Regions from separate parts of the Homo sapiens genome. Here regions 2 and 3 are each linked to region 1. Evidence: chromatin loops called from intact Hi-C (ENCODE). Cell type or tissue: ascending aorta. All regions are shown on one strand.

Evidence for each region. Peaks named below come from ENCODE experiments on the same cell type or tissue, not always from the same donor. Only the 100,000 strongest peaks of a DNase experiment are listed, where the experiment ranks them.
Region 2: it touches region 1 in a loop (2.3-fold over the local background); 3 of 110 quality-filtered maps call a loop at or near these places.
Region 3: it touches region 1 in a loop (4-fold over the local background); 2 of 110 quality-filtered maps call a loop at or near these places.

The regions. Positions count from the first base shown.
Region 1 is chr12:19,776,059-19,784,058 of GRCh38, forward strand. No RefSeq gene overlaps it. Among named protein-coding and RNA genes, the nearest start is that of LINC02398, 230 kb to the right of the region's middle. In ascending aorta, a CTCF peak has its summit at 3,529; DNase peaks (open chromatin) are centred at 101 and 3,553; H3K4me3 peaks cover 781 bases; H3K27ac peaks cover 3,156 bases.
Region 2 is chr12:19,968,358-19,976,357 of GRCh38, forward strand. No RefSeq gene overlaps it. Among named protein-coding and RNA genes, the nearest start is that of LINC02398, 42 kb to the right of the region's middle. RefSeq lists enhancers at 2,888-3,400, 2,963-3,670. In ascending aorta, no CTCF peak of the experiment used is centred here; a DNase peak (open chromatin) is centred at 3,241; H3K4me3 peaks cover 384 bases; H3K27ac peaks cover 2,128 bases.
Region 3 is chr12:19,650,273-19,658,272 of GRCh38, forward strand. It overlaps LOC101928387 (a long non-coding RNA gene), which reads left to right. Exons shown (of 7, transcript XR_007063236.1): 4 at 124-206; 5 at 1,103-1,751. Among named protein-coding and RNA genes, the nearest start is that of AEBP2, 210 kb to the left of the region's middle. In ascending aorta, a CTCF peak has its summit at 4,777; no DNase peak of the experiment used is centred here; H3K27ac peaks cover 5,535 bases.

The DNA.
Region 1 (8,000 bases):
ACTACAGGCGCCTGCCACCACGCCCAGCTAATTTTTTTGTTTTCAGTAGAGACGGGGTTTCACGCTGTTAGCCGGTATGGTCTCGATCTGCTGACCTCGTGATCTGCCCGCCTGGCCTCCCAAAGTGCTTGGATTACAGGCGTGAGCCACCGCGCCTGGCCCCGCTCCCTATTCTTTATACGTCTGGTAAAATTTGGCTCAGAATCCATCTGGTCCTGAGCTATTTTTATTGGTAGGCTTTTTGTTACTGATTGAATTTTGGAACTCGTTATTGGTTTGTTCAGGGATTCAATTTGTTCCTGGTTCAGTCTTGGGAGGTTGTTATATGTCTAGGAATTATCAGTTTGTTTCAGATTTTCTAGTTTGTCTGCATAGTCATGTTCATAGTAGTCTCTGAGGGTTTGTTTTTATGGTTCTCTTGGGTCAGTGGTAACGTCCCCTTTGTCATTTCCGATTGTGCCTAATTGCATCTTTTCTCCTTTTCTTTTAGTTGTCTAGCTGGCTCTATTAATCATATTCATTTTTTTCAAAGAACCGATTTCTGGATTCATTAATCTTTGTATTTTGTGTGTGTGTGTGTCTCAGTTTTTTTCAGTTCAGCTCTGATTTTGGTTATTTCTTGTCTTCTGCTAGTGTTAGGGTTGGGTTGCTCTAGCTTTAGTTTTTCCAGTTGTGATATTCGGTTGTTAATTTGAGATCTAAGTTTTTGATGTGGGCATTCAGTGCTGTAAACTTTACTCCTAACATTACCTTAGGTGTGTTCCAGAGATTCTGGTATGTTGTATTTTTATTCCCATTAGTTTCAATGAATTTCTTGATTTTTGACTTAATTTCATTATTTACTGAAAAGTCATTCAGAAGCAGGTTGTTTAATGTCCATGTAATTTTATGGCTTTGAGTGATTTCCTTAGCATTGATTTCTATTTTTATTGCCCTGTGGTCTGAGATTGTGGTTGGTATACTGTTGGTTTTTTTGAATTTGCTGAGTATTGTTTTATGTTCGATTGTGTGGTCAGTTTTAGAATATGTGCCACGTGTAGACGAGATGAATATATATTCCGTTGTTGGGTGGGGAGTTCTGTAGATGTTATTAGGCTCATTTGTTCAAATGTTAAATTCAGGTCCTGACTATCTTTGTTAATATTCTGCCTCAGTGTTCTGTCTGATATTGTCAGTCGGGGGTTAAAGTCTCCCAATATTATTGTGTGGGAATATAAGTCTCTTTGTAGTTATCTAAGAACTTGCTTTATTAATCTGGGTGCTCCTGTGTTGGGTGCATATATATTGAGAATAGTTATGTCTTCTTGTTGAATTGAACCCTTTACCATTATATAATGCCTTTCTTTATCTTTTTTTGATCTTTGTTGGCTTACAGTCCTTTTTGTCTGACATTAGGATTGCAACCTCTGCTTTTTTCTGTTTTCCATTTGCTTAGTAGATTTTTCTCCATGCCTTTACTTTGAGCCTATTCATGTCATTGCATGTGAGATGGGTCTTTTGAAGATAGCATACCATCGGGTGTTGCTTCTTGATCTAGCTTGACACTCTGTGCCTTTTAATTGGAGGCATTTAACCCATTTACATTCAAGGTTAGTATCATATTTATGGATTTGATTCCGTTATCATGTTGATAGCTGGTTATTATGCTGGCATGTTTGTGTGGTTGCTTTATAGTGTCACTGGTCTATGTACTTCAGTGTGTCTATGTAGTGGCTGGTAATGGTCTTTGCATATTTAGTGCTCCTTTCTGAACCTCTTTTAAGACAGGTCTGGTAGTAATAAATACTCTCAGCATTTGCTTGTCTGAAAAGGACCTTATTTCTCCTTCACTTAGTTTGGCTGGATGTGAAATTTTTGTTGGAAATTCTTTTTTTAAGAATGCTGAATATAGGCCCCCAGTCTCTTCTGGCTTGTAGGGTTTCTGCTGAAAAGTGTGCTGTTAGCTTGATGGGGTTCCCTTTGTAGGTGACCTGCCCTTTCTCTCTAGCTGCCCTTAACATTTTTTTTCTTTCATATCAACCTTGGAGAATCTGATGATTATGTGTTTGGGAGATAGTCTTCTTGTGTAGTGTCTTGCAGAGGTTCTCTGTATTTCTTGAATTTGAATGTAGTTCTCTCTAGTGAGGTTGGGGAAGTTTTCATGGACGATATCCTGAAATATGTTTCCAAGTTGCTTGCTTTCTTCCTGTCTCTTTCAGGGATGCCAATGAGTCATAGGTTTGGTTTCTTTACAGAATCACACATTTCTTGGAGGGTTTTTTGTTGTTGTTGTTCATTTTAATTCTTCTTTCTTTATTTTTATTTGCCTGGGTCATTTTAGATAGCCAGTCTTTGACCTCCGAGATTCTTTCCTCAGCTTGGTCTATTCTGCTGTTAATATGCACAATTGCATTATGCAATTCTTTTTTTTTTCTTTTTAGACCAGTCCCCCATTATGCAATTCTTGTAGTGTGTTTCTCAGCTCTATCAGATTACTTTGGTTCTTTTTTATAATGGCTATTTCATCTAACGGCTCCTGTATTATGTGATTCTTAGGTTCCTTGGATTGCATTTCAATGTCCTCCTGAATCTCGATGATCTTTGTTCCTGTCTGTATTCTGAATTCTATTTGTATCATTTCAACCATTTCAGCCTCGTTAGGACAGTGTGGGCATTTGGAGGAAAGAAGGCACTCTGGCTTTTTTAATTGCCAGAGTTCTTGTGCTGGTTATTTCTCATCTGTGTGAGCAAGCTGATGTTCCTTTAACTGTGGTGTTGAGTACAGTCAGTTGACTTCCTTTCTGGATGTTTTCAGAGGGCCAAAGCTTTGTTCAGGTGTTTATTTGTAGCTAAATTCTTGTTTTTGATTTCACACGGTGAGTATATTAGCAAAGTATTTTTTGGTATTGATGTTTTGTGCTGTGATCCAGTAGGTGGCACTTAAGTGTAATGGCCGGTAGGTAGGGTCTTGCTCAGTTAACACAGCTCCCCTGTATTTCTTCACAATTGCAGTTGTACTCCCTCTCAGTGCTCTGAAAGTGTGGGTTTATCTCCCACTTGAGTGCTGGCTGCATGTCTCAACTTGGCACTCCTGGGCTGCACACCACAGCTCTAGGGTGATTTCTGGCTTTATGTTCCTTTCCCAGCTTTGAGGCAGCAGGGGAAGGGACTTCAGCGGTGGTTGTGGCAGAGGGTCTTTGATTTGTCTCTTTGGGCTCCAGCCCAGAAACATGCAGAGCTGCTATCAATCAGTTTAATTAGCCTGGGGTGGGGCAGCTGAACGGTGGGTCCACACTAATGGGGCCCCACCTGGTGATGAGCAGGGGCCTTGGGTGGGACCTGGGGGAGACAAACTGGCCTCTTCTCCTTAACGCAACTGCCATTCGCTGCAAGTGTGATTAAAGCACTCAGCGTCTTTGCTTCTTTCCTGGTCTGAAGGTAGCAAGGGCAGCACCACTACAGTGGCAGTGGCAAGGGGGTTTTTGGTTGCTTCTGGGAGCTCCACCTCAGAGAAATTCGAAGCTGCTGCTCCCAGGAATGTTCGGCCATGGGGTGGGGCAGCTGCTCTGCTAGCCTGAGCCGGGCTCTGCTTGTTAAAGAGCAGGAGGTTTGTCCACAGCTCACAGGGATGAGAGACTGGGCTCCTCTCCACTTGGTGTGCTGGAAGCTCGGGTGAAGCCCTTAGATTCTTTGTTTTTTCTCCAGACTGAGGGCAGCAGAGGCAGAATCATTGCTGTGGCAGTGGCAGGGGGGCTTTTGGTTGCTTCTGGGAGCCCCTCACCCGGGAAGAACAGCCCCTACCAGTGGGTATGCCTAACCATGGGTGGGTCAGCTGTTCTGCAGTCCCAAGCCGGGGGCCCTGCCTGGTGAAGAGTTTTGGGGGCAGTGGGGAGGGAGGGTGTCACAAGGAAGAGAGACTGGATTCCTTTTTGTCTGGTGGCTGCAGTATGTTGCATTTGCCAGCGTAGCTATTGTGCCTTCTGTTCCTTCCCCAACCTGTGGGAGGTTAGGGTGTTATTACTGTAGCTGCAGAGGCAGAGGGGTTGTGGGTTGTCTCTGGGATTTCCTCCCACCTCTGACTAAAGGGTTCAGGAAGGGGCAGGGTAGTTTTGCTAGAGTCCCAGGTTGGGTGGCCCTACCCAGTGATGAGAAGCTGAGAGAGAAGCCCACGTGGAGAACAATCCAGTCACTTTTCTGTGGGAGGGCTGCACTGTTCTGGGGAACTATGCCACTTCCTAATCACCGTGTACTCTCCAGACCAGAAGGCAATAGCAGCAGGATCTGGAAGACGCAAAAACTGTGGCCAGCCTCTCCCTCTGCAAGCTTCCGTCTCAGGGAAGTGTAGATCTGTACTAGCCTGAGAGCCCTGGTTGTGGTGAGTACAGAGTGGCTGGAGTCCCAGATAGATGGGTCCCACTCAGTGAGGAGAAGTGGGATCAGGGACCCATGTAAAAAACAATCTGGCCACTTTACCTTGGGTCAGTTGCGCTGTGTGGGGGATCCATGCCACTCCCTAATCACCACTTGCTCTCCAGAGCCTGAAGGCTATAGCAGCAGAGACTGCAAGGCAGCAAAAACTGGTGGCCGGACTCTCCTTCTTCACACTGCATCCTAGGGAAGTGCCGAGTTGCTACCAGCCTGAGAGCCCTGGTTGGGGTTGGCTGGAGTCCCAGGCTGTGGGGTCCCACCCAGTGAGAAGAAGCAGGACACATATAAAAAACAGTTTGGCCGAATATCCTTGATGAACGTTGATGTAAAAATCCTCAACAAAATACTTGCAAAACAAATCCAGCGGCACATCAATGGTGTATATACAGGGAGCTAATTCTCCATGATAAAGTAGGCTTCATCCCTGGGAAGCAAAGTTGGTTCAACATAGGCAAATCAATAAATGTGATTCATCACATAAACAGAACAAAAGACAAAAACCACATGATAATCTAAATAGAGGCAGAAAAGGCTTTTGATAAAATTGAACATCTCTCCATGTCAAAAGCCCTCAATAAACTAGACAATGAAGGAACATACTTCAAAATAAGAGCCATCTATGAGAAAACCACAGCCAACATAATATTGAATAGGCAAAATCTGGAAGTATTCTGCTTGAAAACAGGCACAAGATAACAATGTCCTGTCTCACCACTCCTATTCAGCATGGTATTGGAACTCCTGGTCAGAGCAATCAGACAATAGAAAGAAATAAAAGGCATCCAAATATAAAGAGAGGAAATCAAATTATCTCTCTTTGCGGACAGTATGATTCTACACCTAGAAAACTCCATAGTTTCTATCAAAAAAATCTTAGAACTAATAAACAACTTCAGTTAAGTTTCTGGATACAAAATCAGTGTAGAAAAATGGGTAGCATTTCTATAAACACACAACATCCAAGTGGAGAGCCAGGTCAAGAATGCAATCCCATTCACAATTGCCACAAAAAGAATAAAATACCTAGGAATACAGCTAACCAGGGAGGTGAAAGATCTCTATAATGAGAACTATAAAACTCTGCTCAAAGAAATCAGAGATAACACCAACAAATGGAAAACATTCCATGCTCATGGATAGGAAGAACCAATATGGTTAAAATGGTCATACTGCACAAAACAATTTCCAGATACAATGACATTGGTAGTTTGATAGGAATAGCATTGTATAGGACTAGGAAAAACTATTTTAAAATTCATACGGAATCCAAAAAGGCCTAAATAGCCAAGGCAATCCTAAGCAAAAAGAATGAAGTTGGAGGCATCACATTACCCAACTTAAAACTTTATTTCAGGACTACAGCTACTAAAACAGCATGCTACTGGTACAAAACAGACACATAGACCAATGGAACAGAATAGAAAGCACAAAAATAATGCCACATACAACCATCTGAAATTTGACAAAACCAACAAAAACAAGCAATGAGGAAAGGGCTTCCCATTCAATAAATGTTACTAGCTAGTTGTGTAGTCATATGCAAAAGATTGACATTGGACTCCTATCTTAATTAAACCACATACAAAAATCAAGATGGATTAAATATTTAAGTACAAAACTTAAAATTATAAAAACCCTGGAAGATAACCCAGGCAATATCATTCTGTACATCTGAACAGGCAAACATTTCATGACAAAGATGCCAAAAGCAATTGCAACAAAAGCAAAAATCGACACATGGGATCTAACTAACTTAAGAACTTCTGCACAGCCAAAGAAACTATCAACAGAGTAAATGGACAACCTACAGATGGGGAGAAAATATTTGCAAACTATGCATCTGACGAAGGTCTAATATCCAGCATCTATCTATGAGGACCTTAAACAAATTTACAAGACAGAAACAACCCTATTAAAAAGTGGACAAAGGACATGAACAGACACTTTGCAAAAGAAGACATACAAGTTTTTTTTTCACATGTGCCCAACAAGCATATGAAAAAAGCTCAGCATCACTAATCATTAGAGAAATGCCAATCAAAACCATAATGAGATACCATCTCACACCAGTCAGAATGCCTGTTATTAAAAGTCAAAAAAATAAGGCCAGGTGCAGTGGCTCACACCTGCAATCCCAGTGCTTTGAGAGGGCAAGAGGGATGGACCACTTGAGGCCAGGAGTTTGAGACCAGCCTGGTCAACATGGTGAAACCCTGTCTCTACTAAAAATATAAAAATTAGCCTGGCATGGTGGCACATGCCTGTAATCCCAGCCACTCAGGAGGCTCAGGCATGAGAATCACTTGAGCCTGCAGGGTGGAGGTCGCAGTGAGCTGAGATTGCGCCACTGCACTCCAGCCTTGGCAACAGAGAAAGGCTCTGCTCAAAAAAAAAAAAAAAAGTCAAAAATAACATGCTGGTGAGGTTGTGGAGAAAAGGGAACATTTATACACCGTTGGTGGGAGTAAAAATTGGTTCATCCATTGTGGAAAGCAGTGTGGCCATTCCTCAAAGAGGTAAAAACTGAATTACCATTTGACCCAGCAATCCCATTACTGGGTGTATACTCAGAGGAATGTACATCATCGTACCATAAAGACACATGTAAATGTTCATTGCAGCACTGTTCACAATAGCAAAGACACAGAGTCAACCTAAAAGCTCATCAATAACACGCTGGATAAAGAAAATGTGGTACATATACATCAGCGAATACTATGCAGCTGTAGAAAAGAATGAGATCATGTCTTTTGTGGGAGTTGGAGTCCATTATCCTTAGTAAATTAACACAGCAACAGAAAACCAAATACCACATGTTTTCACTTAGAAGTGGGAGGTAAATGATGAGAACTCACGGAAGAAAGGAAGGGAACAACACACTGGGGCCTACTTGAGGGTGGAATGTGGGAGGAGAAAGAGGAGCAGAATAAACAACTATTGGGTACTAGGCTTAGTACCTGGGTGATGAAATAATCAGTGCAACAAACCTCCGTGACATAACAATCCTGCACATGTACCCGTGCGCCTAAAATAAAAGTTATTTTTTAAAAAAACACGGAACCCTTCCCCCCGCCCCCCGCCCGATCCCCCGACCCCCCGGCCAGAAACAAAACCAGTCTGGCCTCTTTTCTGTGGGAGAGCTACGCTGTGCAGGTGCTCTGTGCCACTTCCTAATCGCTGCTTGCTCTCCAGTGCATGAATGCTACAGCAGCGGGGGCTGCAAGACAGCAACAATGGCAGCTGGCCTCTTCCTCTGGGAGCTCCGACCCAGGGAAGTGCAAAGCTGCTACCGGCCTGGGAGCCCTGGTGTGGGGGTGTTTGCAGTCCAGGGCGTGTGTGCGGGGGGCGCGGGGGTCTTGCCCCGTGAGGAGGAGCAGGATTGGGGAACTATGTAAAAAATACTCTGGCCGCTTTTCCGTGGAATGGCTGCGCTGTGCAGATCAGCGGCGGGGCCTGTCAGACAGCAAAACTGGCAGCTGGCGTCTCCTTCTGGGAGATTTGTCCCAGGGAAGTGCAGAGCTGCTACAGGCCTGAGAGTCCAGACAGGGTGTGGCTGGAGACCCAGGCCAGTGGGCCTTACGCTGTTAAATGCA
Region 2 (8,000 bases), 190 kb after region 1:
CCCAGCTAATTTTTGTATTTTTAACAGAGACGGGGTTTCACCATGTTGGCCAGGATGGTCTCGATCTCCTGACCTCGTGATCTGCCCGCTTCGGCCTCCCAAAGTGCTGGGATTACAGGCGTGAGCCACCATGCCCAGCCTATATTTTTCTTTCTTATCAACATATCCACTCATTCATATTGTAAATTGTTATCTATCCAGAAAGGATTTCCCGGAGATTAGAATCAGCAGACAGCAGCATATGCCCAACTGTGAGTACTGAAAAAATATTGAATGATTTGGGCCTGACTGCAGAGATGATTTAAGAATTTAGTTTGCTCATTTTCTAGTAAGGAAAGTATTCTAACCATGAGACTAAGCCCTTCATAAACCAACAAATAAATTAATTAATTAACAAGGGACTTTACTCTGAAATGGAAAGTTTCAGTCTGTGTCACACTGTGTATTAATTTATCTTATAATTAGTGTCACCAATGAATGATTAATTTATGAAAAATTATAAATGCCTAAGTGTGCTAAGTTTCCTTCTTTAATTGGTTGAGAAATATAGGTGAATATTATCACACTGCTAAAACCACTTGGGTATATAAACACTGATATTTTTGTTAATAGAGAGAAGGAATAGAGCTTAGTAAATTTGTTTGGGAAACACCTTTAGGTCTCAATTTAGCTTTTAATTTTTGGATTAGATTTACACTGTTGACTTGGAGCCATTTTGCATACTTGTATAAACTATCTAGGTACCAAGACAAGAGAGTGTATAAATATAATATAGATGTTTTCTTATGAGCTAAAATGGAAATTATTCTCTCACTCTAAAAAACAATTTGCCTATTATCAATTCTGGGAAGATAGACTTTGGCTATCTCTTTATCATTCTTTTAAATTTCTCATAGACATCCCTTATAAAAATGACAATTTAGGAAAGATTAAACAAATTCATTTGGAAACAAATGAAAACAATGTTCAATTATATTAGATGCTTTTGCCTTTATATACTGATAAAGAACCATGAGCAAAAAAAGCAAGAAAATATAGGCCATTTTGCTAATATAAAAATAGAATTTGATATATGTACCAAGGGTTGAAAGTGAGAAGGATGTCTCCATTGCCACTGCCCTAGTTCAGACCACCCTCTCTGTTGTTTAGACTGTGATACTTGATTCCTAACTGTTCTCCGTGTTTTCACTTCTGTCTTTCTCCCATCCATTCTCTGTAAAAGCTAGTGATTTTTTACACCCCATGGTCTCTCCTACTTAGGGCTGCATGCACATATTATACATCAGTTCCTTTGCCTGGACTATCAATCCTGAAGTCAGCTCTCTTTGAAGTCTCCTTCTCCAATAAGTCTTCCATGACCATAATTCCTGACGCAAATTCCTGCCTCCTCATCTCCATTGTCCATCTGCTGTTCATGGTACACCCAGTATGCTTTTATAGCTGTTATTACAATTTTGTAACAATTCTATTTATACGTGTTTGTTTTTTCCTTTTCACTAAACTAAGATCTTTGAGAGCCTCATGCAGCCTTGAGAGTAGGCACTCCGAAAAAAGAGAAGGAAAAGGAAAGGAAGAAGAAAGTAGTGGCAGAAATAAGGCAGAGAGGAGGAGCTCATACAAAATATTTGGTGAATAAATAATTGGCTACTTTTTTGGTGTGATATGCCCAAAACTCTCAGCTTAAAAAGTTTACTCATGGAATCAATTATAGACTTAAAGGTAGCTTAAAGAGCCATTAAATAGAAATAGATCTTTTAAATAGAAATATTCAAAATTAAAACGAGTGAAAAAAAAAGATAAATAATGACCTAAGGCACATTCAAACAAAGTCTGAAAGAATCCAATGTTCTGGATGCTTATCTGATTTAAATGTGCAGACTTCTCAGAGTTCTGTCATTACTCACAATTACGCTGACAGTGGAGTTCCCAAACATTGTCTGACCACCATCTGGTTCAACATTTTCAATCACTCCCTGGAATTTCATTTAGTGCTTCCAGGCATTTTGGTCAGATACTCATTTCTGCAATTCCAATTTCAAAGAAATTGCAGAATCTGAACAGCAAATCATTTTAAAGGAATTTTCTCAGGGAAGGCTAGGAGAAAGTATCATGCCACTTCTTCTCTTCTTTTAAAACTCATGTGATAAATGCCTCATTTAATTTAGCATTATCATGTAACTTTTTTTTGGGCAATCATGTATGTTGTGTTCTCAGATTCACCACAAATAACTCTTGGTTTAATGCCAGTTTAGTGGATGTTTCATGGCAAAAAAAAAAAAAGGACTATTAAAATAGAGCCTGCTGATGAACATGCAAGCAATTGCTCCTTTAGTTTTGCATACTGAAATTATTTATCATTGCAAAGCATCTAAAACGTACAGCAGATAATAACCCTTGGACTGTCTTATTTGATGCTAAGTATAAGATGTTAAATAATTTGGATAATATTTGAATTTGCAAGTTATGATTTTTAAAAATCTTTTAGTTTAAACATTTTTATTTTTGATAATACAAGAATCATTAGTCTTTTAGTCTATTTAGAAAAAAGTTTGGCAACAATAATTTTTAGATATGGTATTGCTATTTATTATGTGTCATTGCCATGCACAGTGCCGATTGTGTATATTGCTGTGTGTCATTGCCAAACATGGCATCAGTGAAGTGGTGGTGTGGTTTTCATGATCAGTGGGAATGCATGAAAGAATTGCTATTTGTTTCTCTCAGAAAGGAATGTCTTTTGCATAGAACCTTAGTTCCTTATTTGCCCTCAAATTATTATTTTTGAGTTTATTATGTTAAGTAACTTGCCTATCTAATTAATTAGGTTCTCAAGCTGTGCTTATCCAACTCTCCCTTTCTGTATCCATTGCGGATTTCTGCACTTGGTGCTACAATGTTACTGACCTCAGTTCCTGGGGTCTCAGTGCAATAGAAATTCACATGTGGCCAAAAATGTTTTCCCAGAGGAGGCTTCCTTGGAGCTTATGCCCAGGCATAAGGGAGGCAGCGCGAAAGAGAGAGAGAGAGGATTCCCTGCCTGACACCACAAAAAGAGCTGGTAGGGCTTTTTTACTGGACAAACAAAGCACAGGAATTGACATTAAGGGTAGGGTATGCAGGCTGGGCAGGGCAAAGCACATGACGGATAGGGTGTGCAGGTCAGCATATCTGGTTGCCATGGTTATCTTGAGTAATGGGCCACCTGGTGGTCTGGCCATTGGCAACAACGATGTAAATCAATTGCTCAGCATTCCTTCCAGAGGCGGGACACTGTAAGCTTGGTTATTTCCTAAGGCCAGTTCCTGGAACTCTTTGAGTAAAAGGCATGGTTAAACATTATGGCATCAGCGAGGTAGTTGTGTGGGTTTTGTGATCAGTGGGAATGCAGGACAGAATGCCCTAGTGGGGGCGAGCTGAAGCCAAGCCCTGTTCTGTCTCAGCAATACTGAGTTTGAATATATGTCTCATTTTTGTAACATATTGTGTTACATCCTTGTGCTGCTGGTTTTCCACATTCTTCAAACCTATTTGGCTGCTAGTCTTTCCAATGAGAGAGTTATGTTAAACTTCCCAACTAACATTTAAGATCTTTTGTTTATTTTATTGATTTGCCCTTTAGCTATACCTATCCACAAACCTCCAACTTTAAATCAATATAAGCAATCCCTTCTGCTTCTATGCTGTGGCTGCCAGCACCATGGGAGAAAAGTCACACAACTGTGTGGATTGATGCCATTGCAAATTTATGCTTTCCCATCTCAGCTGGCCCTGCAACTCAGGTCGATAATCCTTTTAGCAATCTCTGGTCAGTTCCCATGCCCATTACTTCAGCTAGCATGCCAAATTTTAACCACTCTTCTCATGCCCTTTCTGACCACCCCTCAACCTGCAGCCATGAAAAATGAGAAATGATCTTGCCTCCTACCTTTAAAATAAAAGTAAAAGAAAAAAAAATCAGCCCAGGAACTTCTAGCACTCAAATTTTTCTGTACTTCAGTACAATTTCTGTTTTGAATTCCTGTTCTACTAAGGTGGCAGAAACTTAATTCTCTCAATCAAACAGTGATTCCCACTGGCCCTTTACTTTCTCCCTGGGTTGTGACTACGTTGGGGGAGGGAGGTGCCTAAAAAGGCATAAAGGGCTTTCTGCTCTTGATGTCATCTGGCCGCAGAGGCATCTTCTGAGCCCTCTCTCCCCTATCTGGTTCTTGATGAGTCATTGACGTGGCTTTCTTAGACATGTTTGTTTCTGTGTGCATGGCTTTTGAGTCGGGGACCCCTCCCCTACTGATATGAAACTCTTGGGCCCACTTTGGGAGTGTTTTTTGCTTCTCCCAGACAAAAAGCAGGGATGTCTAGGAGATTGCCGGAGGCTCCATCTGCTTAGGCCTGTGGTTCTCCACAATGGCTGGATGGAAGAATCACCTGACAAGCTTTACAGCTACCAATACCTGGGGCAGGACTTCTCAAAGTGTGGTCCAAGAACAGCATTATTCAGCCTCACCTGAAGACCACTGAGAAACTCAAATTCTTGGCACACGCTAGACCTACTGAATCAGAAACTGTGTGGGTGGTGTCCAGAAATCTGCATTTTTTAAAAGAAGTCCTCCTGGTGATTCTGATATCCACTAAAGTTTGAGACCCTGCCCTGGGAAAGGGCCTGAGTATTAGTGTAGTTCCCATGGAGTTTCAGTGTTTGACCGGAAATGAGAACCGCTGGCTTAGACATATCAGGAAACCACTATTTTGGGGGGTTTTGTCACCTCCCCAAGACTCGGCTGGGGGAAGTGAGATGTCAATTCTAACTGATTTAGAACCCACACGTGTATCATGTATCTGGGGCTTCTTACCTCTCTGGATTAGCTCTGCAAGCAGGGCACAGAATCCCTGTCTGTATGTCCTAGCCACGTCCCACCATTTTTCTTCTGACTCTTTTCCCTCTCCTCTGCTTGCAGAATCCTTTTCTTCACACTCCTGTGGGGAGTGTGGATGAGGAGAGAATCACTCTAGTTCATGATGTTTTTCTCCAAAATGTTTTACTGTAAACTTTAAGAGCTTCCTCTCTGTTCTCCCAAGGACCTAGGATTTTGAAATCCAAAAGCCAGGCAGGAACCCTGCCCCTCCACTCTCTTTACTTCCTGTTGTCGCATCAAAAACTCAAATGTGCAGGAAAATTAGTTATTTTTTTAAAAAAACCTATATTTCAGTTAAATTTTTAATGTGTGCCCCCATTCTCCTAAAGTGGGAGAAAGTTCATCTCAGGTGGTCAATTCAGGAATCCCCTCATACTTTATGCTGAGTTGTATATGGGTGTTTTTTCTGGTGGGGTCAGAGAGAGCTAAGTAACACCAGGGCATCTCATGGGTGGAGAGGATGGCAAACCTGAAGGAGCTGCCTGGGAGGAGAATGAGCAGTGATTCCTCAGGGAGCTGCACGAACGCTGACGTGTAGCAGGTTGGAACATGAGTGCATCAGTGAATCTCTACAAGGCCGGTGAAATTGAGTGCTGTATTTTTTCACTCTTCTCCCCGGTATCTTGGAAGTTATTAGAGTCCAGAACTTAGATGCAACCCTCCGAAAATAGGTGTGTGAGGAGTCACTTAGTTGATATACATTAAGTTTCTGTGACTCTTGGCATACTCTCAAGCTTGAATGAGAAATTTAGTTAAGTAAGAAAAAAGTGAAGAAAGTTACGTTACCTGGGAATATGGCCTGAGGTTGCTCCTGCTGTACCCCTCTTTAATAGTCTTTACCACATTCACTTTTTTCTTTCTTTCTTTCTTTATTTTATTACACTTTAAGTTCTAGGGCACACACGCACAATGAGCAGGTTTGTTACATATGTATACATGTGCCATGTTGGTGTGCTGTACCCATTAACTCATCATTTACATTAGGTATATCTTCTACACATTCACTTTTTTAAAAAGTTCAAGGATTTATTTTGAAATAGTTTCAAACATAGAAAAGTTAAAAGCACATTATAGAGGCCTGCTATGTACTCCCTTGCTGAGATTCCTGTTACCATTTTCATGTATTTGCTCTGTCATCCCCTTTTCTAAATTTTTCTCCACGACTGTTAGTCTTTTTCAGAACTATTTGAAAACAAGTTGCAGTCATGATGCCTCACTACTCCTAAATGCTATGGTATGTGATTTCCCTAAAAGAGGACACTCTTTTATCTGACCCCTAGGAAACCTTCAAAATCAGGAAATTATTGGTACAATACTATTGTCTAACCTACAGACCCCATTTACATCTCTCCAGCAGTTCCAACAATGTGTCTTTGCCTTCTGGCCCCAGAATATCATCTGGGAATGCGTGTTGCATCAAGTTGCGTCTCTCCAGTTGCCTCCAATTTGGAATACAGGTATTTCCCCTTCCCCTGTCTTTCATGCCGTTTATAGTTTTAAATAACCGAGGATCTATGTTCTGTATATAGGATGACACTTGGGCTGGGCCTGTCCAGTGTTTCCTGATGACTAGTCCCAGGGTAGGCCGTCTTGGTAGGAATACCATAGAAACGATGCTGTGTTTCTCTCAGTGTGTCCCATTCTGGGTACACCTGGGTGATGTTAACCTTTCACCTTGTCATGTTGGTGCCATTTCCTTCACTGTAAAGTCACTGTTTCTTCTTGTATATGAATACTAATCATAATATTGTATGTGGAAGATGTCCCAAGATTATGCCCATATCCTGTTGTTATCAAACATTCATCGACTACCTTTAAGCCTCTATTGACAACTCCCACCTGCATTAACTATCATTATCATGGTTAATAAATATACATTTTTTTCTCTTACCTGCTACATTTACTTGTTGGAATTCTAGCATACGAAGAACTTTCTCTTCCCATTGTTTCTTTTAAATTAATCAACATGGCCTCATGGATTTCTATTTGATTCTTGGTTTTTAATCTGTTGCTATCATGATCAATTTTGATATTTGAATATGTCCAGATATGACCAACAGGAGATCCATTCAAGTGACTCTTGTGTCTTTTTGATATCTCCTCATTATTCTTTGAGCACTTTCTTACTTTCTATTCTCCAAAGATATTTCTACCTTAACGTGTACTTTCCCTGCCCTGATCCTGGAATCAGGATGAACTCCTGGTTCGAAGCTCTGAGCTCTCGATGTATTCATTGTTAGTGGGACACGATTGCTTCTGAGTCCTCTCAGCATATAAAGCTAGGAAAAAAAATTATGTGTGTGTGTGTGTGTGTGTGTGTGTGTGTGTGTGTGTATAAAAACATAATTTGTATGTTTGTTTGAATAAATAGATAGATCCAACTTCCAGAAACCTGGCTCTTGTTATGCTCAGTAATTCACCTTGTTGAGGTATAATTGATTTCCTAACCACTCCTTCCCTCTCCACCTCCATGAGTCCACTCCATGTGCCGTACCTTCTGAGATATCAGCAGGCACACTGCCTCTGATTGAGGCAAATGGATCCATCATCTGCTTGGGTCTCTCTCTTCTCCCATTTCTCACCTCCTCAGGAGCCTGTGGACACCCTGCCACAAATCTTTCTGTGCTCCTTCTACCCTCAATACTACCATGCAATACCCTCCCCTGTGGTGGGGAAAGGAAGGAAAGAGAAAAGAAGGAAAAGTGGTAAGAAAAAGGCTCAAATTCATTTTAATTATTTCCCTCCAGTTGTTTTTTTTCCCTTTCCAAGCTTGACGTTCTTGATATTGAGGACAGGAACTGGTATTATATCAATTTTATATTCACTGTCCTTTATAAACTGACTTGTATGGAGTAGGCCTCTGTAAATTGTTAATGAATTAATGAATTGGTCTTTCCTCTGGATTTATACTCTTGGTTCACTTTGGACATTTGCATTAAAAGTGATATTCATTTGCAAGATCTTGCCAATGACTCCGTTTGCTTTTTAATGCTGAGTTGATGAGCGCAACTTGCTGTTCAGCTGCCTGGAGCTGCTGAGGAGATCATCATGGTGGAATGGAAGGATGAATGCATCATTTGAAATGCA
Region 3 (8,000 bases), 130 kb before region 1:
AAAACTAAAATTTACCGAAGCATATATCTTTTATGGGTTTGGTATAAGAGCAGCAGGGAAAATTTCTTTCAGAACAATTTATTGTGGAGAGTATCATGAGAGTCTCATCTTTGTCCTTTCTAGAAGACACTAAGGATCATGTGAAAGAGCTCCCTGAGGACAGATTAAGAGGAGATGAGTTAAAGCTGCAAATACCAAGATTTAAGGTTAAGTATGAAGAATTTCCTGATAGAGAAAATTCTTTAGCACTGGAATTAAATATCAAAAGACTCTTTCCCCAACATTGACCTCCAAGCAAACTTTGTTGGGTTGTTCAAACCACTTTGTTTCCTGTAAGTGTTCATTGATTTCTGTGAGTGGATGATGGTTGATTACACACTTCATCCGTGATTAAACTGGGAAACGTCTGTTAAAAAGATTCAGTATAGTTTCTCTTTCCATGAATATATGGAATTATATAGTGATTTTAACCTATATTGACCAAGATAACTTTGTGATCCAAATGGTCAGGTGTCATATTTAAAAAATATATGCATATAGTTTAAAGCAATTAAATATCCTTACTCGATTTCTTATGCCGATATGTAAGAGTAGCAGCTGGTCATGAGGGTCCATCTTCTATGGCTCTTTCACATGTCTGTGTGTTTTGTGAAGCAAAGCATTGACTTCTCCTTGTTATAAACTATCTTTTGAAGGGTGCTTGTATAGTATAGTTAACAGCCTTGGACAACAGACATTGTATCTCCCTCTAGAAAAGGGGTGTCTAATCTTTTGGCTTCCCTGGGCCACATTGGAAGAATAATTATCTTCGGCCACAAATAAAACATACTCACTATAGCTGATGAGCTAAAAAAATCTCAAAAAACCCTCATAATGTTTTAAGAAAGTTTACCAATTTGTGTTGGGCTACATTCAAAGCCATTCTAGTCCACATGTGACCCGTGGGCTGCAGGTTGGACAAGCTTGCTCTAGAACAAAGGGCAGATTTTCTTATTATTTTGTGTAGTAGGCAGTATAATGGCTCCCCAAATATGTCCATAGCTTAATCCCAGAAACCTGTGAATACGTTACCTTGCATAACAAATGAAAATTTATGTTACAGATGAAATTAAGAATGCTGATCAGCTAAAGGACCTTCACATACAAAGGTTATCCTGGATTATTCAGGTGGGCTCAACGTAATCACAAGGATCCTTTAAAGTGGAAGAATGAGGTCAGAGTGATGTGATGTGAAAAGCACTCAATTTGCCTTTGCTAGTTTTGAAGATGGAAGAATGGGGCCATGGTCCAAGGCATGCTGGTGACCTCTAGAAGCTGAAAAAGTTAAGAAAATGGAAAAGAAACTTCAGCGCAGTGAGGCCCAATTTGGACTTCTGACTCCAGAACTGCAAGATAATACATTTGTATCCATTAAGCCACTAAGTTTGTGCTAATTTGCTATGGCAGCAACAGGAGACTAATACACCTTGGCAGGTAGAGGTAGTCCTCCTCTGGGGCAAACATATAAGCATGCTTACTATACAATATAATAAGGATGATGTCTCTTTCCAGGACATAGGCAGGCATGCTTATTTCCTGTTATAAAATATTCAGGTTTTCTAAGTTCAGTTTTTTGTTTTTTTGTTTTTTTTTTGCTGGAACACAATTGACTGTGGATGCTGGTATTATCTAGCCCTATTTGCATCACCTTGCGGGTACTGGGGTTTGGAGGAATTGGCTCAGATGCTGATACCGTGGCTACTACTATTGTGGTGAGTAATAGCCTCTCATTTGCCTGTAATCCAGGAGTCTCACGTCTTCTCCCAGCATCCATAAACTCTAGCAGGGTAACTTGTTAGTTTGCAAGTAGGCCCTTCACGGTGTGCTCGTTTTAACGCACTTCTGCAAAATTTATTTTAAAATCTGCTAGACCAGGGCTAAGCAATTCTGTAATTATTACCTTCAAGATAGTGTTTGCTCTCTTTCCATACTTTAGAGATGAAGTGTTACGATGTCTCTCTCTAACTTAACAAAGATCAGAGATCAGCTTACAATAAAATTAGAAATAAAAAACAAAACAAGTTGTTTACCATAGTTTGAAAAGCATGTCTCTATTGACAATTTACGACTAGGGCAGGTACTAAGAAGTTCCCTGTCTTTTTTCTCATCTACAGAATTTTTTTACTGCCACATTTCTCCATTTATCTTTCTTTCTCCACGACGTGCTATTTGAAGAGAAAATCCTTGGGAATTAGTCTCTCATTCTTTTCTCATGAGAAGCACTCCCCTCTCTGAATTTTTGGTGAATTAGATTTCTCTCTTAGCTATACCATGAAGGGCCCTGGCTTTTACAGCTACTTTCTTGTTTCTAGCTTGAACTCTGTGGCAAAATTTAAGTCAGTGTGTCAGAAGTCATTTAGACCAAGGATTTTGTTTTACAGATGTGAAAACCAAGGCCTCTGATGACAAGAAGAGCTATTGCCTTATTTAAGTTTCTCCTGACCTAACTACCTAGTGTTTTGGAGGAAATTGCCTTAGCCACTGTCAGCCCCCATCTTTCTGACACAAGGCCTGGCTCAGTTGCTAGTTTGGCCTAACATGATTGCTTCCCCTCAACAGCTCTAGAAATACAATTGTGAAATTGAAATTACTGTATTTGCAGGCTGACTCTGGCCAGAGAAACTGACCTGTGGATGAGTTGAAAATAAGCTTATAACCATGCTCGTTTTATAGTTAATTAACTTAGGGCACAGGTATTGAGAACCCAACATGTGCCAGGGCCTCTTGGGTACTGGAAAAATGCCTGGAGTGAGGCTGGGAGGGAAGCTTCCTAAAAGGTTGAGGAGGACTTTATTTGGGAAGAAACTGAGGGCAGGGTTCTGGGGCCTGGACTGTGTGAGAGTTTGAGGACTCTAAGGAAAGGAGAATGTTATGGAGTTCATCTTTGATTTTTTTTTTTTTAACCAGTAACTTATCATTTTTTTCCACAGTCAGAAACGTGACTGAAACATTTCTTCCTCTTAAGAGGCATTAAGAGAAAAGGATAGATTTCCTGTTTCTTTTGCAATTTTCCTCTTTAAGAAACAGAAAGAAAAAAAGATCTTATGTCCATGCTCCTGGAAGTCACCAATAAATAATACGGGCCAGGGCTTTTTCTTTTCAGCAGTGGGCTGATTAAATCCTTATACTTGTTCTGGGTTATATGTCTGAAATTTGTGTTCCTTTTGTTCTGAGGAGTACAAAATAATCAATTCCTCTAATGGAGATTACCAGCTTGATTAATAGATAATCCTAATGTGTTCTTTGTAAAATACATTATAAATGATCTTTAAAGTTGAAGGAAAGAAGATTGGGCCATGTAGAAATTTGGTTCTCAACAGAACCTCTTCTTGATTGAAGAAATATAAGCAAAGAGTTTTATATATTTCGGTAAGGGTAGGTAGTCTATGCATTTTCTGTTCTGAGTATTACAAAAGGAAAAGGGAATAAAAGCTTCTGCATATAGCAGAGATAAACTCCAAAAGCAGGAGACCAGTGAAGCCCTGGATCACTGCACTCCTCCAGCCTTCAAGGAGCATGAAGAGGGTCCACATAACAACAGAAGATGCTTCAGAACAAATTATGAGTCCATAAGAGATAAATTAGTGTCTTTATTCATTGCAAAGGAATGGTTATTATAAAAAAATCCCTGATGCTGTCTCTCAGACTGAACTTACGTATAGGCAGGAGAACACATGTAATTTATTGACTGATAAAACTGTAGGTAAGAATACATATGACTTCTATAACTTGTATGAAAAATGAAACTACACTTAAATGTAGGAGCAGTTTATATTGTTTGATATTTAACTGGTTGAGTGGTTAACATATAATATTTAAAAAAATCTTCTTTTAGTAGGCAGTTTAATGCTTATGGTCTAATTTTTATTTGAAGACATTTTGCTGCAGCAGAAACATAGCTGTGATTCATATACCTACTCTTGATATTAGCCTGGCCGTTTGTCCTGTGACGCTTAAGCTAGTTACCACCATTTATCTGGTAACTGTTTCCAGAATTGAAGAGATGATGCCTGGAAGGAGATAAACTTCAGGAGTTCACCTTTAAGCCTAAAAAGTACCAGCAAAATGCAATGACAGGATAAAAAGTTTGTCATAAATATTTTCACAAGATGGAAGACAAGAAAGCAAAGAGCAGCATAGAAAGAATGAAGGAATAAATAAAAATAAGTGAAAATGCTGCATTTTCTCTCATGGGATAGATTTTTCAACAACTCCTGAACTATGACCTCTCAAGTTCTTTTGCAGTTCTGTTCTAAGAAGTAATGAAATACATTTAATATTCCTGTCTTTTCACAACATTAATTCATTCCTACTTTAGCCTTAAGAATTTTAGTAGAATCTATTGTTTATTCATGCGTATAAATATTGTGGAAAAATATCTTTAGATGAGTTAGTATATATGAGACACTTAGGCCAGGATTTGGCACATGTCTGTACTTCATAAGTGTTTGTTATTGTTATTTTTAACAAGAGTAAAAAAAGATCTTATGACGCATCTAATATCATTTAAGCTGTTTATGGTTACTCCTTGGAATGCCTTCTGGTCAAAAGTTTCTGCAGCCCAGCACGACATTAATTTGAATGCATTGAGCCGGTTTCCCAGAGGGCTGGATGACATTTTTGACTTTTTAGGATTTTTGAGACTTTTTCTAATGACTAAGGTCAAAATCTCCCTTTCCTTGTCTCTTGAGTTTTAGGGGGCAACCAGAGATGTTTTGAAGGAAACCAACCATTAGATGTCACTTTCTTCTCACTGCTTTTGGTTTTAGGACCTATGACCTGGGTTTAAGCCTTTTGATTTTCTTCTTTTTTTTGAATGTCTATAAATAGTCTCTATGTCAAAGCTAAACGGGAAATTTAATTTTAGATTAGTAGATAAGAGACAATACTCAACTCCTTGGAATGATGAAATTTTGGACCTGTTTTAAATTGGCCTGACTCAATGTCCCTAGTTGACTAAATTTGGAAATGTAGTATTTGTGCTTTTCTTTCTCACTGAAGTTAGTGTGGCACTGTTTCTACACCAGACACTTAGGCCTGAGTGTATGAGTGTATCCTTATTCAGGTCAAAGCTAATGAGTTTTTTTTTTTTTTTCCTTAGCAATCACTGAATGAAAAACATATTCTTCAGATATCTGTTTAGAATTGCTTTTCCAGAAAACCTTTGTGATCTTTCTCCCCCAACAGAAGGGCTCAGAAACACATAACAGTTTGAAAAAGAGAAAAAATACTGCTGCTATGGTCTGAACATTTATGTCTGCTCCAAAATTCATGTTGAGACTTAATCCCCATTGTGGTGGTAGTAGGAGGGGTGCCTTTAGCAGGTGGTTAGGCCATGGGGGCTCTGCCCTTGTGAATGGATTAGTGTCTTGTAAAAGGACTAGAGGGAACTGGCTTAAGGTCTCCTTACTCCTCCTCCTTCTGCCATGTGAGGATGCCACTGCAAGAACATGCCACTGATGGAGCAGTCCTCACCAGACGCCAAACCTACCAGTGCCTTGACCTTGGACTTCTCAGCCTCTAGAGCTGAGAGAAATACATTTATATTCTTTATCAATTGCCCAGTGTCAGGAACTTTATTATAGCAGCACAAATGGATGAAGATAACTGCCAATCATGATTTTAGGAAAGAACCTGACTCAAGAACATCTTCTTGGCCGGGCCCGGTGGCTCACGCCTGTAATCCCAGCACCTTGGGAGGCTGAGGTGGGCAGATTACGAGGTCAGGAGATCGAGACCATCCTGGCTAACATGGTGAAACCCCGTCTCTACTAAAAATACAAAAAATTTAGCCGGGCATGGTAGCGGGTGCCTGTAGTCCCAGCTACTTGGGAGGCTGAGGCAGGAGAATGGCGTGAACTTGGGAGGTGGAGCTTGCAGTGAGCTAAGATTGTGCCACTGCACTCCAGCCTGGGTGAGAGCGAGACTCCGTCTCAAAAAAAAAAAAAAAAAAAGAATATCTTCTTTCCAGTCTTATACCTTCTGCTTCCCCTCATCATTTCTATCCTGTAGAAGCCTGACACTGAGCAGTGGCCAGAAGGAGGTTTTGAGCTCTTTGAGACTTGTTTCCTTGGTGGCCATAGGCTTTGCTCTATTGAAGACCTTTAACTAGTAAAGGTTATTCGTATCTTTGGGTCTGAGAATGTGTCCAAAACCTATGAAGCACTCATCCTATATGACAGGATTAAAATGCCCACGGATGTCCAAAACCAAAAAACAAACAAGTAGCTTTTTACATTTTATTTAACCGACATTTCATCTTGCTTTTGCTCCTACTGATATGAAATGAACACCCCACAACCCTTAAAATGCTGTATTAGTTTGCTATGGCTGCCGTAATGAAATGCCAGGGACTGGATGGCTGAAACAACAGAAATTAATTTTTTTATGGTTTTAGAGGCTGGAAGTCCAAGATTCGGGTGTTGGCAGTGCTCGTTTCTCATGAAGCCTCTCTCCTCGGCTTGCAAATGGCTGCCTTCTCTCTGTGTTCTCACATGGTCTTTCCTCTGTGTGTGGGCATCTAGTGTTTCCTTGTATGTCCAAATTTCCTTTGCTTATAATACCAGTCAGATTGGATTACTGTCTACCCTTAGGGCCTCGTTTTAACTTCATCACCTCTTTAAAGGCCCTATCTCTAAATACAGTTAAGTTCTGGGGTATGGAGGGTTAGGGCTTCAACACACAAATTTGTGTGTGTGAGGGCACAATTCAGCATATGCCCCTGGTCAATAAAAAGCAACCCAGTTTCTTCTGTTTCAAATCAATTGCTTTCTGCTAAATACTCATTAAAAGTTTAAGCTTTTCTTATCTCTCAAGGGGTCTCTCCTCATTCCTCCTTCCCAAGTTGGTGCCTGGGTTCATGCAGAAGCTTAGTATCTTGAAGAGAGTGGAAGAGGCCTTTACCCTCTGGGACTTTGCTGGACTCTACCAGCTGGACCCTTATCCCACTGTGGTGACCAGGCCTTCTGTGCTGGTGTTCCTCATAGTGGGCTGGTTGGATCCTATTCTTGGTCATTCTCTTGACTGTCACTGCTAGTGGCTGTGAGATTTGCCATTGCCTCGGGAGGTAAGGTCTCTGTAGACTCTCATTTTTTTTCTCCAGATCACAGGTATCTTCCAATCATTGCGAAAGACTGTAAATTGAAAGAAAAGATTACTGCGAGTCTTTAATGAAAAACAAAGCATAGTCTAGTGTATCCTTCTAGTTATCTGGTTCCTTTCATTGTGTTTGAGCTATTTTACAGTTCTGTAAATTGTAGGAAACTAAAAGTGATGTATATGATTCTTGTCTGCAGCAATGCAAATGACTTGTATCTAGTGGAATGCAATAATTTATTGCCCTGCAGACAGCTCCATTTTGCATCTATTTGTAAATTTGTTGCAGCATTTATATATATATTCTTTGAATTCTCTTTAGAGCCAGATGTAACATCTTACCAATTCCCTCATTAATTAATGAGTTAAAAACAGTCTTTGAATTGTGTTCAGTTTGTATTTGTATGGGAGTCATTATACTTCCCTGAAAAAATGAAATTATCTTTTAAAAAGTCTATTGTTCTTAGAATTTCCATGTTACCCATGTGAGCATATGCAAATTTCAGGATCTACTGCATGCTATTCTCAAGTAATGGACTACTAGAAATGCTAGCTCTAGCTCATCTAGCTAGCCAGGCATGGAGATTTGGGGAATTTTTTTTTTTGGCAGGAGTGTGGTAGTGGTGGTGGTGGCGTTTCTGTCAGGTTGTGGCCCAGGAAGGTGGTATGTAGGCCCTGATTTCTTTCTTGGAATCTCAGGCATTATATTACGCTAGCTTTACCTTTTCAATTTTTAATATTTAATATTTTTTGGGATGGATTCTTTCTCTGTCACCCAGACTGGAGTGCAGTGGCACGATCTCGGCTCCCTGCAACCTCTGCCTCCTGGATTCAAGCGATTCTCCTGCTTCAGCCTCCCAAGTAGC